Regions from separate parts of the Homo sapiens genome. Here region 2 is linked to region 1. The links are chromatin loops, found by intact Hi-C in ENCODE. Cell type or tissue: PC-3. All regions are shown on one strand. Each heading gives the region's core, and the rest is flanking DNA. Links, peaks and the distances in the headings are about the cores only.

What was found. Peaks named below come from ENCODE experiments on the same cell type or tissue, not always from the same donor. Only the 100,000 strongest peaks of a DNase experiment are listed, where the experiment ranks them.
Region 2: a loop joins it to region 1, with 7 times the contacts of the local background. A loop is called at or near these places in 1 of 110 quality-filtered maps.

What each region holds. Positions count from the first base shown.
Region 1 is chr18:70,355,036-70,362,400 of GRCh38, forward strand. No RefSeq gene overlaps it. Among named protein-coding and RNA genes, the nearest start is that of LIVAR, 21 kb to the left of the region's middle. RefSeq lists an enhancer at 2,288-3,487. In PC-3, for the core only: a CTCF peak has its summit at 4,103; DNase peaks (open chromatin) are centred at 2,496, 2,796, 3,186 and 4,196; H3K4me3 peaks cover 1,418 bases; H3K27ac peaks cover 2,500 bases.
Region 2 is chr18:70,238,680-70,246,044 of GRCh38, forward strand. No RefSeq gene overlaps it. Among named protein-coding and RNA genes, the nearest start is that of RTTN, 37 kb to the left of the region's middle. In PC-3, for the core only: no CTCF peak of the experiment used is centred there; DNase peaks (open chromatin) are centred at 4,592 and 5,062; H3K4me3 peaks cover 1,257 bases; H3K27ac peaks cover 1,862 bases.

The DNA.
Region 1 (7,365 bases), core at 1,790-4,289:
ACACAGGTGGTTAACTTTTCTACCCCTTAAGATGTAGGTAGAGAAGCCAGTACATCCAGTATATTTAGTGCAGCTAGGCCTGCTTCTATATGGAAGTTCTTGCTCAGCGTGTGCTTACCACTAAATGACAGAAAGTGGAAAATAATTGGCTGAGCAGGAAAGTTAGAGGAAAAGGGCAGAGTCTTTGATCTGCTATAAAGCATAAAAACTTTGCTCCTCGTGAAACAGAGCACAATGACTATCTCAGGAATTGACCAAATACATTAGCAAAAAAGCAGAATTGGCACTTTTCCTTCTGTGCCAATCATGTGGAGAAGTCTGTGTCCCAAGAGTTATGATTGAACTTTACCAAATCTTATTCCGATATTAGTATATGAAGCAGTTTTCTTTTTAAGTAAATCTTTATAAGGCCATACAAAGGAAAGCAGTGTTCCCCTTCCATATTAATAAAAGATGAAGCCCCACAGCCAGGCTACCAGTCAGGCATTCATAAATGGTTACCTTGTCATTGCTTATGTAGGGTATCTTATTTTTTTTAAGCTACAGAATAGTCCCATTGAGGAGAGAGTAGTTGGTAATTTTTTTATGCTAATGTTTTTTCCCCTGACATTCATAGAAATAAATGCCTTAAATAATATAAAACCCTAAGTAGAGGAAGTGTAGCATATTGGATAAGAGCATAGATTTTGGAAGCTGACTGTCTGAGTTTGTAACCTGGTTCTGTCACTTGCCTTTGTGACCTTGGGGGAAGTTCACTTTTGTGCCTCTGTTTTCTTATCTGTAAAATGAGGATAATGTTGCCTGCTTTGCCTGGGGCTGTTGTGAATATGTGAGTTATTTCTGTTAAGTATCAGTGGCATATATTAAGCACAATTCATGTATTTGCTGTCCTTGTTAAGAGACAAGTGGTGTAAAATCCAGCTCTCTAGTTTCATCTGTTGATCTCACTAACTAGATTCCAGGAGAAACTCAGTTTATCGCAGAGCAATTGATTCTATTTTGTTCAAAATATAGGCACCAACCCATAGATGCGTCAAGTTGAATACTCAGTGGTCCTCAACATTTTTCGCCTGGAAAATCACAGTATAGATGACCTTCTCGAACAAGGAGGCACAGTGGGTTATATGCCATTCTAGGCAAGCTACCTGTAACTTGATCCCCTTCCCTGTTAGAAGCAGACTGCAGTACAAAGGAGTATGGAATTATAGAGAAAAGAAATGTAGGCACCGTATTTGTTTTTGAAGAGTTGTCACAACTGATTTCAATTAAACATGTAGATGACTATAGTTGAGGAATATCAAAAGGATGAAGATGCCTGTTGAGTTCATCAATGGCTACTTATTCAGAGCTTACTGTAGCAAAGGAGTGAGCTGCAATTGCAAGGAAGGAAACTGGTAGAGACTCAAAGAGATTTGAAAGGACAGTGGGTTTTGCAGAATAAAATGAGGAAGCCTTAGGCCAATATTTGGTTGGTCAGTGTTCTATTGGGTGGTATGCCCTCTTCGGGTAGGACTTTTGGAAGTGATGTGGAGGATATGGGAGTGGGTAATGGAGCTTTCTGATTGGCTTTTCAATCATTTGTTCAAAGTCTTCGATTGGCTCACTATCAACAGGCACATAACTGGGGACCCTCACCCCTGTAGGCTGGGTAGGCTCAGAGGGGTTTTCCTGTTTCAACTAAAAGAATATATGGGCAAGGCATGGTGGCTTACGCCTGTAATCCCAGCACTTTGGGAGGCTGAGGTGGGAGGATCACCTGAGGTTGGGAGTTTGAGACCAGCATGACCAACATGGAGAAACTCTGTCTCTACTAAAAATACAAAATTAGCTGGGCGTGGTGGTTCATGCCTGTAATCCCAGCTACTTGGGAGGCTGAGGCAGGAGAATCACTTGAACTCGGGAGGCAGAGATTGCAGTGAGCCAAGATCACGCCATTGTACTCCAGTCTGGGCAACAAGAGCAAAGCTCCGTCTCAAAAAAAAAAAGACAAAGAATATTTGTTCCTCAGCTTTGGGTTCCAAGTTCAACATAAGCCAGTTCTGCAGGATTGTTGCCTTAAACTGTAAGCTCCTTTCCCATCATATACCAGTGCCTGGTATACAGCAGGAGTTAATAAATATCTGTAGAATATATGATAAATATTTTACAAAGGAGATTTTAAACATTTTACTTTAAAAACGTTCAAATTTAAAAAGTTGAAAGAACTATACAGTGAATATTCATATGCCCATCACCAAGATCTACAATTAAAAATTACTATATGTGCTTTATCAAATATCTGTTCATCCCACAAGAATAATTTTCACATGGCACATTTGATTAAGCTAATAAGAAAAAAATAAAATTAAACTGTTTATAGCCTTAATACTTACATGAGGACAGATCTAGTCTGAGGGAATAATGAAAATAGTTCCGGAGATTTCTCAATTACCCTATAAGCCAGGATTGTTTGGCAAACATAGGCGGGACTCAGATTCTATCTGAGGCTGTTAGCATCCAAGGGCTGTAGGCATTTGAAGAATGGATATGCTAAAGGTTCATTTGTAGATATTATTATGGAGCCTGTATTTACCCACACCTTTAAAAAATACATTATTAAACTTGTAAGGAGAAATGTAGGAAGTTTAAGCTTAACAGAGCTACAACAATCAGTGTTTATAATATGATTTTTTTAAAGATTCAGTGGAAGTCATCTTCATTCACAGATGAAAGTCAATCCTGTAGGTGAAATGAGGCAAGTTAAAGTTGAATGAATATGCCTGCTGCATCAGAAACTATTTAAGAGATTAGTCATCAAAATAGCTTTGCTTGGCCAGGCGCGGTGGCACATGCTTGTAATCTCAGCACTTTGGGAGGCCGAGGTGGGCGGATTACTTGAGGTCAGGAGTTTGGGACCAGCCTAGCCAACATGGTGAAACCCCATCTCTATTAAAGATACAAAAATTAGCTGGGCGTGGTGGTGCATGCCTGTAATCCCAGCTACTTGGGAGGCTGAGGCAGGAGAATTGCTTGAGCCCGGGAGGCAGAGGTTGCAGTGAGCTGAGATTGTGCCACTGCACTCCAGCCTGGGGGACAAAGACTCTGTCTCAAAAAAAAAAAAAAAGAAAAGAAAAGAAAAGTAAAGTTGAATGACTACGCCTGCTGCATCAGAAACTATTTACGAGATTAGTCATCAGAATATTTTTGCTTGGCTAGGCGTGGTGACTCAGTCTTGTAATCCCAGCACTTTGGGAGGCCGAGGTGGGCAGATCACTTAAGGTCAGGAGTTGGAAACCATCCTGGCCAACATGGTGAAACCCCATCTCTACTTAAAATACAAAAATTAGCTGGGTGTGGTAGAGCGCACCTGTAATCCTACCTACTTGGGAGGCTAAAGCCAGAGAATCACCTGAACCTGGGAGGCAGAGGTTGCAGTGAGCAGAGATCGTGCCACTGCACTCCAGCCTGGGTGACAGAGCAAGACTCCGTCTCAAAAAAATAAATAAATGAAAAATCTTTGCTTGTTTTTTTCGTTTTTTTCTTGAGTGTTAATATATTTTCACATTATTACTGGCTAGTGTCTTATAATCCTACCAGCTGAGGTGTTCTAAGATTGAATGAGATGATAAGAATAAAACACAGTACATAAAGCTGCAGCATATAAGTTCCCCATTCCCATTATGGTAGCTACTCTTAATAAGATAGGAAAAGGAAGTGGAGAAGGAGGCAGGAAAGGAATTTTAAAGGAAGAATACTTTCCCTAATTCTCAATAGATCATGAAAAGCTTGAATGCTGAAAAGACCATGGTACCACGTTCAGGTCTAAAATGATGATGAAGTTAGAAAAAAAGAAGAAACAAAGTAGAAGAATGGAAGATGTAAAGAAGAGGAGTAGAAAGAAAAAATGCTGATGGAAAGAAATTGATGGTCATCAAGATTTCCTTTTACTTCTGGGGGTTTATTGGCTTTGGCTAGGTGTAGAAGACCACAAACATGGTGCAACTGGACTGCACGCAAGGTCTGGCTTGTCCACACTCAGTTTTCTGCCCTCTGCCTCACACCTGTGCCTGTGGTCGCTCTCTCTTGTCTCCTACCTGAGTTTAACTTTGGGCGTACTCTGATATAAAATCATTGTCCCAGAGGGGTCACTGTTACAGAGCATCAGAGCCAGGAAGTATGTAGGAGGTATTTGGGTTCCATGATTTCATTTCACATCTAGTGAAAAGGTCCTGTAATATAGCAAACAATACAGTGCTTCAGGTGAGTCACAGATTACTTACACAGGCTCTGGTCAGATGAAATAGATTGAGCCATGATGTGGGTCAGTGATTCTGCGGGAGAAATGTAAAGTCGTAAGCCATAAGAGTGCAAGAGAATATTTGGAAAGTAATTTTTTAGTAGTTAAATTTGCCTGTAATAATCATGTCTTTCTACGATCTCGTGGATTTGTTCCACTGGAATAGAGCATCACCCCATTGTGGCAGGCACCAGAGAATTCACTCACATTATTCAAGTAGATTCTCAATTTTTAATGGCAGGGAACGTGTTTCCTGTCTGCCACCTTTGGTATGTTGTATTGAATAGGGGGGTAAAATGTAGGCCTTAAGTAAACTACTTGTTCAATAGAAGAATGAAAAATTTTTTGAATTTGTTTTGAATTCAAGGGAAACTATGACAATAGACAGGCAAAGTAGGTACACTGCTAGAGTCCACGAGGCAGTAAAGTGTCATGGTTAGGAGCACAGACAACAAGGCTTTGTCTATGCCACTGCCGTCCAATAGGACTCTCTGTGATGATGGAAGTGTTCTATATCTGTTCTGTACAATAGAAGCCACAGGCCTCATGTGGCTATTGATCTCTTGAACTGTGGCTAGTGCAACTGAAGAAGTGAGTTTGTAATTTTATTTAATTTTAATTAAGCTAATTCAAATTTTAAATATGGGCACATGTGACTAGTGGCTCCCATATTGGGCCATGCTGAACATGGAATGTAATAGCAGAACACAGACACTGTACACATGGCCAGGGTTTGCATCCCAATCCTGTCATGTTGCTACTCTTGACTGTTCATTGCATGGTGCTGTCCTCTGTAAGAGCTGTCATCAATACTATGAGTCAATATATGGAGTCCATATATGGAAATTCATATATCAAGCCAATATATGGAATAAGTAAATACATGGAAAAGAGAATCACTATGTGGAAAGTACTTAGAACAGTGCCTGGAAAATACATACAACTTTTAATGGCAAAAATTGCAATTACTTTTAAGTAGCAAAAACTGCAATTGTGCACTAACCTAACATATAGGTGTGTGTGTATATATATATATATATATACACACACACACATATACACAAACACACACATATATATATAATGTATATGTTGTCAACTGAAGAATCATGAGATTTATAAATTTGGAAAGGAGAGCTTTATTCTTTTTTTTTTTTTTTTTTTTTTTGAGACGGAGTCTCACTCTGTCACCCAGGCTGGGGTGCAGTGGTGTAATCTCAGCTCACTGCCACCTCCGCCTCCTGGGTTCAAGCGATTCTCCTGCCTCAGCCTCTGAGTAGCCGGGATTACAAGCGTGTGCCACCATACCTGGCTAATTTTTGTGTTTTAGTAGAGACGGGGTTTCACCATGTTTGCCAGGCTGGTCTTGAACTCCTGACCTCTGGTGATCCACCTGCCTTGGCCTCCCAAAGTGCTGGGATTACAGGTGTGACCCACTGCGCCCGGATGTTGTAAGTTGCAGGCTGACCATCTGGGAAGCGAAGTCTCCCACAGAAGCCAAAAGCAAGCACTTCAAAGAAGGGAAGGATGAGACAGGACTTTATGCTGAATGGGCTGACCACGTGTGCATATTCAACAGGTTACTGGGGAAGATATGAATATTCATGAAGGGGGTACACACGTGTAGTAAGCAAATAAGCATGTTACCTGCATCCCATGTTGATTTTGGGATGGAGACTTAACACTTAAATGTATTATGATTAGGCCCTATGTGTCCAAAGGTGAAGCAGGTACAGGAAGGCATTTAGTGCGCTCACTGGTCTCTGATCAGGAAAGAATGCTGGTCAGTTGCTGTGCCAGAGTTCAGCAAGTCTTTAGAAAGGGCTGGTTTCTGTTGAACCCTTAGGAAAGAAAGTATAATGGTAGTTACTGAGGAACTGGATATAACTAGGCATGTCCTACCTCCTACCCAGTCATAGCTGGGAACTCAGTTTTTAAATTTTTTCTGGAGTCCCATTGTCCAAGAGGGGGTCTGTTCAGTCAGTCGAGGGACTTAGGATTTTATTTTTGTTTCTCAATGTATATACATGCTTGCTATTATTATTGCTTTTATGAAGAGGCTATGAGATCTGTTTTAAATAACTAGGTCAGTAAATAAATATTTGGCCTGATGTTCGGCCTCTGTTGACTTTCTGGGCCTTAATAGTTGTGTCAGTTACACACTGGGGTTAGTCAGTGTGTTCTCTTTTGGCTCTGAGAATTAATGTTCCTATGAATTGTCACTTTTAGCTTGTCTAGACAATTGATACAAGGGAATTTGGATTTTCTTTTTTTTTTTTTTTTTGAGACAGAGTCTCACTCTGTCGCCCAAGCTGGAGCGTGGTGGCACTGTGTCGGCTCACTGCAACCTCTGCCTCCTAGGTTCAAGCAATTCTCCTGCCTCAGCCTCCCGAGTAGCTGGGATTACAGGTGTCCACTACCACGCCCGGCTAATTTTTTTATATTTTTAGTAGAGACAGGATTTCACCATGTTGTCCAGGCTGGTCTCGAACTCCTGACCTCAGGTGACCCACCCACCTTGGCCTCCCAAAGTGCTGGGATTACAGGCCTGAGCCACTGCACCAGGCAGGAATTTGGATTTTCTTTTGCCATAGTGTTACCTGTATTGGTATGTTGTCTTCTATTCTCAGTTTTTGCATTTGATAAATGAGGAAGGTTCTACCTCAGTTCTCAGCTATATACATTTAGAGTCATGTGGGGGTATTCAGTAACTAATGGCTGCATTTCAAGTATTTGGAACACATTTTCTATGAATTGTTACAACAATAGCAACAATTTTTTTTTGTTGTTTTTTGTTTGTTTGTTTGTTTTTGAGATGGAGTCTCACCCTGTCACCCAGGCTGGAGTACAGTGGCGCTATCTCGGCTCACTGCAACCTCCACCTCCTGGGTTCAAGCAATTCTCCTGCCTCAGCCTCCTGAGTAGCTGAGATAGGTGGCATGTGCCACCATGCCCGGCTAATTTTTGTATTTTTAGTAGAGACGGAGTTTCACCATGTTGGCTAGGCTGGAACAAATATTTATTGAATGATTTTTCCAGACACTGGACTAAGTGTGTTACAGGCATTGCTATTTCAGTTGATCTTCATG
Region 2 (7,365 bases), core at 3,067-5,566, 120 kb before region 1:
TCACCACCAGGCCTGCCATACAAGAACTCCTGAAGGAAGCACTAAATATGGAAAGGAGAAACTGGTACCAGCCACTGCAAAAACATACCAAAAAGTAAAGACCATCGACACTATGAAAAAACTGCATCAACTGATGGGTAAAATAACCAGCTAGCATCATAATGACAGGATCAAATTCACACATAACAATATTAGCCTTAAATGTAAATGGGCAAATGCCCCAGTTAAAAGACACAGACTGGCAAATAGGATAAAGAGTCAAGACCTATTGGTGTGCTGTATTCAGGAGACCCATCTCAAGTGCAAAGACACACATAGGCTCAAAATAAAGAGATGGAGGAAGATTTACCAATCAAATGGAAAGCAAAAAAAGGCAGGGGTTGCAATCTTAGTCTCTGATAAAACCAACTTTAAACCAACAAAGATCAAAAAATAACAAAGAAGGGCATTACATAATGATAAAAGGATCAATGCAACAAGAAGAGCTAACTATCCTAAATATATATGCCCCCAATACAGGAACACCCAGATTCATAAAGCAAGCTCTTAGAGACCTACAAAGAGACTTAGACTCCCACACAATAACAGTGGGAGACTTTAACACCCCACTGTCGATATTAGATCAACGAGACAGAAAATTAACAAGGATATTCAGGACTTGAGCTCAGCTCTGGACCAAACAGACCTAATAGGCATCTACAGAACTCTCCACCCCAAATCAACAGAATATACATTCTTCTCAGCACCTCATTGCACCTATTCTAAAACTGACCACATAATTGGAAGTGAAACACTCCTCAGCAAATGCAAAAGAATGGAAATCATAAGAAGCAGTCTCTCAGACCACAGTGCAATCAAATTAGAACTCAGGATTAAGAAACTCAGTCAAAACTGCACAACTACATGGAAACTGAATAACCTGCTCCTGAATGACTACTGGGTAAATAATGAAATTAAGGCAGAAATAAATAAGTTCTTTGAAACCAATGAGAACAAAGACATAACGTACCAGAATCTCTGGGACACGGCTAAAGCAGTGTTTGGAGGGAAATTTATCTCACTAAATGCCCACAGGAGAAAGCAGGAAAGATCTAAAATCGACACCCTAACATCACAATTAAAAGAACTAGAGAAGCAAGAGCAAACACATTCAAAAACTAGCAGAAGACAAGAAATAACTAAGATCAGAGCAGAACTGAAGGAGATAGAGACACAAAAACCCCTTCAAAAAAAATCAATGAATCCAGGAGCTGGTTTTTTGGAAAGATTAACAAAATAGATAGACTGCTAACCAGACCAATAAAGAAGAAAAGAGAGAAGAATCAAATAGATGAAATAAAAAATGATAAAGGGGAGATCACCACTGATCCCACAGAAATACAAACTATCATCAGAGAATACTATAAACACCTCTACAAAAATCTAGAAGAAATGGACACATTCCTGGACACATACACCCTCCCAATTGAGGGTGGGTGTTCCTCAATACACAATTGAGGAACATTGATGCGAAAATCCTCAATAAAATACTGGCAAACCAAATCCAGCAGCACAGTAAAAAGCTTATCCACCGTGATCAAGTTGACTTCATCCCTGAAATACAAGGCTGGTTCAACATACGCAAATCAATAAATGTAATCCATCACATAAACAGAATCAATGACAAAAACCACGTGATTATCTCAATAGATGCAGAAAAGGCCTTCGACAAAATTCAACACCCCTTCATTCTAAAAACTTTCAATAAACCAAGTATTGATGGAGCGTATCTCAAAATTATAAGAGCTATTTATGACAAACCCACAGACAATATCATACTGAATGGGCAAAAACTGGAAGCATTCCCTTTGAAAACCAGCCCAAGACAAGGATGCCCTCTCTCACCACTCCTATTCAACATAGAATTGGAAGGGCAATCAGGCAAGATAAGAAATAAAGTGTGTTCAAATAGGAAGAGAGGAAGTCAAATTATCCCTGTTTGTAGATGACATGATTGTATATTTAGAAAACCCCATCATCTCAGCCCCAAAACGTAAGCTGACAAGCACCTTCAGCAAAGTCTCAGGATACAAAATCAATGTGCAAAAATCACAAGCATTCCTATACACAAATACACAGAGAGCCAAATCATGAGTGAACTCCCATTCACAATTGCTATGAAGAGAATAAAATACCTAGGAATCCAGCTTACAAGGGATGTGAAGGACCTCTTCAAGGAGAACTACAAACCACTGCTTAAAGAAATAAGAGAGGACACAAGCAAATGGAAAAACATTCCATGTTCATGGATAGGAAGAATCAATATCATGAAAATGGTCATACTGCCCAAAGTAATTTTTAGATTAAATGCTATTCCCATAAAGCTACCATTGACTTTCTTCACAGAATTAGAAAAAACTACTTTAAATTTCATATGGAACCAAAAAAGAGCCCGTATAGCCAAGACAATCCTAAGCAAAAATATAGAAGCTGGAGGCATCATGCTACCTGACTTCAAACTATACTACAAGGCTATAGTATCCAAAACAGCTTGGTACTGGTACCAAAACAGATATATAGACCAATGGAACAGAACAGAGGGCTCAGAAATAACACCACACATCTACAACCATCTGATCTTTGACAAACCTGACAAAAACAAGCAATGGGGAAAGGATTCCCTATTTAATAAATGGTGTTGGGAAAACTGGCTAGCCATATGCAGAAAACTAAAACTGGACCCCTTCCTTACACCTTATACAAAAATTAAGTCAAGATGAATTAAAGATTTAAATGTAAGACATAAAACCATAAAAACCCTAGAAGAAAACCTGGGCAATACCATTCAGGATATAGGCATGGACAAAGACTTCATTACTAAAACACCAAAAGCAATGGCAACAAAAGCCAAAAATGAAAAATGGGATCTAACTAAACTAAAGAGCTTCTGCACAGCAAAAGAAACTATCATCAGGGTGAACAGGCAACCTACAGAATGGGAGAAAATGTTTGCAATCTATCCTTCTGACAAAGGGCTAATATCCAGAATCTACAAGGAACTTAAACAAATTTACAAGAAAAAAACAACCCCATCAAAAGGTGGGCAAAGGATATGAACAGACACTTTTCAAAGGAAGACTTTCATCATCACTGGTCATTAGAGAAATGCAAATCAAAACCACAGTGAGATACCATCTCACGTCAGTTAGAATGTCAATCATTAAAAAGTCAGGATACAGGCCGGGCACTGGAGCCCAGGAGTTCAAGACCAGCGTGGGAAACACAGGGAGACCCTGTCTCTATTAAAAGTTACCTAAGTGTGGTGGCTTAGCTAATCTGTAGTCCAAGCTACTTGGAAGGCTGAGGCAAAAGGATGGATTGAGCTCAGGAGGTCGAGGTGGTCAAGGCTGCAGTGAGCTGTGATCATGCCACTGCACTCCAGCCTGGTGACAGAGTGAGATCCTGTCACAAAAAAGCAGCCGGGTATGGTGGCTCATGTCTGTAATCCCAGCACTTTGGGAGGCTGAGGCAGGTGGGTCACGAGGTCAGGAGTTTGAGACCAGCCTGGTCAACGTGGCGAAACCCCATCTCTACTAAAAATATAAAAGTTAGCTGGATGTGGTGGCGGACACCTGTAATTCCAGCTACTCGGGAGGCTGAGGCAGGAGAATCACTTGAAACCAGAAGGCGGAGGTTGCAGTGAGCTGAGATCACACCACTGCACTCCAGCAACACTTTTACACTGTTGGTGGGAGTGTAAATTAGTTCAATCATTGTGGAAGACAGTGTGGCAATTCTTCAAGGATCTAGAACTAGAAATACTATTTGACCCAGCAATCCAATTACTGAGTATATACCCAAAGGATTATAAATCATTCCACTATAAAGACACATGCACACGTATTTTTACTGCAGCACTATTCACAATAGCAAAGTCTTGGAACCAGTGCAAATGCCCATCAAGGATAGACTGGATAAAGAAAATGTGGCACATATACACCATGGAATACTATGCAGCCATAAAAAAGAATGAGTTCATGTCCTTTGCAGGGACATAGATGAAGCTGGAAACCATCATTCTCAGCAAACTAACACAGGAACAGAAAACCAAACACTGCATGTTCTCACTCATAAGCGGGAGTTGAACAATGAGAACATATGGGCACAGGGAGGGGAACATCACACACTGGGGCCTGTCGGGGGGTGGAGGGCAAAGGGAGGCATAGCATTAGGAGAAATACCTAATGTAGATGATGGGTTAATGGGTGAGACAAACCACCATGGCACATGTATACCTATGTAAGAAACCTGCATAGTCTGCACATGTATCCCAGAACTTAAGTATAATTAAAAAAAAAGAAGAAAAAAAATCTCTTTGAAGGGCATGTTCAGTAAATAAATGAAGGTATTTGGCAACGTACAACTCCTATTTGAATATTTATAGCCATGCTAGCCATTTTCAACAACTACTCTTTCATTAGAATAAACAAGAAATTATTGTTTATTCACCATTGCTTTACCAATTGCTTAAACAACAAGCGCATCATTTGCTCAGTGGTAAGATTGTACAAGGAGGAAAAAGTGACAGAGCGTGCTGCATACTTTTCAGAGGCGTGCCTTTGTTGTTGAAATGTTGCTAGGGCGTGGCAGGACCCACAGTTGGAGTGAAAGCAAAGGCTTAGAAAAACTCAAGTATCCGAGGGCACCCCATTCACCGACAATGGAAAAACTCACAAATTAGTGTGATGCTTACGCTGATATTCAGACTGGAGCCAGGCACAAACAACAAAAAATAGTCGTATTAAAAGTTTCAGGGTAATTCTTTCTGAAAGGTCTTTTTTTCTCTATTTAACAATGATACATTGCTTTATACAGATTTGCAGAGCACTACAATACAAAACAAAACATTGGCGGGGCTTAAAGGAGCATGGAATTCCAAATAATGCAATTACTTGAATTTGTAGAAAGACTGATAATTAGCAGTGAACAGCAACAAACGACATCGTTCGCTATTTGGACAAGCAGGAAAATGTAATGGAATCTGGCTCATGATTGTAAGAGGAACTGCCCTATTTACCTTTCCCATAGCCAGAAACAAAAGATCCACACACGATTTAAAACTGTGGTTACAAATAAAATAGTTGATGCTTTAGTTGTTTGTTTACTCAAAACTATTTTTTCTCAAAATTTAACTACAAGGGTACATAAGGCCATGATCTACAACATAATATTCCCTCCCCTTTGCCCTAGCAAAGAATTTAAAAAAAAAAAAGAAAGAAAGAAAAGAAAAAGAAAAGACTATCGCATGAATTTCTGACAACGTTTTGAGGGAAAAAAGTGACTTTTTTTCAGTAGCAATGGAATGTTTTTTTAGTGGGTGGAAACAGTAACAGCAGACACTTCGAAACATAATACTACTCTTTTATTTAATGGAAAAAATACTTTCAAACATATTGCAGTTTATAAAAATATCTGTGTACAGAAAAGTGAAATGTATTACTAGTTTTCAGAATTATAAAAATCGGACAAAAACTCAAGAAAATTTACTTACATGAACAATAGAAGATTTGTTTTGAGATCTAATATAAATAAATATTTTTAAATAGTCATTGTGTTGAGGTGGTTAGGTAATTAGTGCTTTGCTTTTACAAACAAATTCTGTAATGTATGTGTGTGTATGAAAAAGAAACAATATAGATCAGTATTTTTTCATATGGCTATTTTAAGTATGGGGGTACATTTAAGACAATATCATTTATTTAACTTAAAGCCATATTGCACCATATGTAGTCCTACTTGTTTGGATTCACAGGTAAAGTATTGATATAATTATCAATATCTATTGGATGTCCACAGTACTCTATAAAACAAATACTCAGGATGGGCACAGTGGCTTATGCCTGTAATCCCAGCACTTTGGGAGGCTGAGGCGGAAGGATCACTTGAGCCCAAGAATTCAAGACCAGCCTGTCTCTACTAAAAATTAAAAAATAAACTGGGTGTGGTAGCATGTACTTGTATTCCCAGCTACTGTGGAGGTTGAGGCAGGAGGATCGCTTGGGCCAGGGTGTTCGAGGGTGCAGTGAGCTGTGATCCAGCCACTGTCCTTGAAGTTGGGTGACAGAGGGAGACCCTATGTCAAACAAACAAGCAACAACAAAAACTGAGACATTTTTGTACCAAAAATGCATTAAATGAAAAACAATCCAAGCTGACCATTTTCTTTGTGCACCACCCATGTTCCCACAACCTCATACAGGAAGACTTCTGTAGAATTCCTATCATTTGGCCATTCAGTCTTCGCTATCATTTTAATTCCAATATTCTGCTGAGAGAGGAACACAGAAATAGACAGTAGCCAGTGATTCCAAGTCTAGCTGAGCATCAGAATTACACCGGGAGCTGTTTGTGAGAAACATTATAAAGTTATATACGGTCATTCAGGGGAAGAGTAGAGAATTGTAAAAATTAAAAATTAGAAGTTCTTTGTTTCTTTCTTTTACCCCACAACCATTTCCTAGAGTTAAATCCTGTTAACAATTGAATGTACAGTTATGCATTACATAACCACATTTTGGTGAGCAATGGATGTAGTACAGGGTGTCCCATAAGATTATAATGGGGCTGAAAAATTCCTGTAGCCTAATGATGTCATAGCTGTCCTAATGTCATAGTGCAATGCATTAATCATGTTTGTGGTGACGCTGGTGTAAACCTACTGTGCTGCCGGTTGTACAAAAGCATAACATGTACAATTATGAATAGTACATAATACTTGATAATGACAATAAAGGACCATTACTTGTTTATGTATTTACTATACTTTTTTTTTATTATTGTTTTAGAGTGTACTCCTTCGGATAGGGACAGGCAGCAGAGAAATTCTAGGCAGAAAAAGGTGAGTCCCTGGCAAAGTCCCATACTCAAGCCAAAAAGCCTAAGACCACAGCCCAAGGTAAAAACTTACATCCCTGTTTCTGCTCAAATGTTGCCTTTTCCTAAACTACCCGTGGCCCACCCCGCCTCCCACCCCACACTCAACCGACAGAGAGAGGAGAAGCAGCTGGACATCGGACTGGGCCCCTTTGGATTGGTTGCTGTTATTCTCCTCCTGTTTTGGAAACACCCATTTCTAAGTTCAGTTTGATTACCTGGCACTTGGCACAAGTGACCCATTCTGGTTTGGTCTGGTCCGTCGGGGTCTAGTGCAGGAGCTCAGTCTAAAACAATAGCCTCCCATAAACTTGATTTCACAAAGCATATAGGAGGCATGTGGAACTGGAATGCACGCACACTATTTTAAATTATGTGAATCATATTATGCATATACTGTTCTGCAACTTTTTTTGGAACATTTGTTTTCTCACTTAATCTGTGGCAAAGACT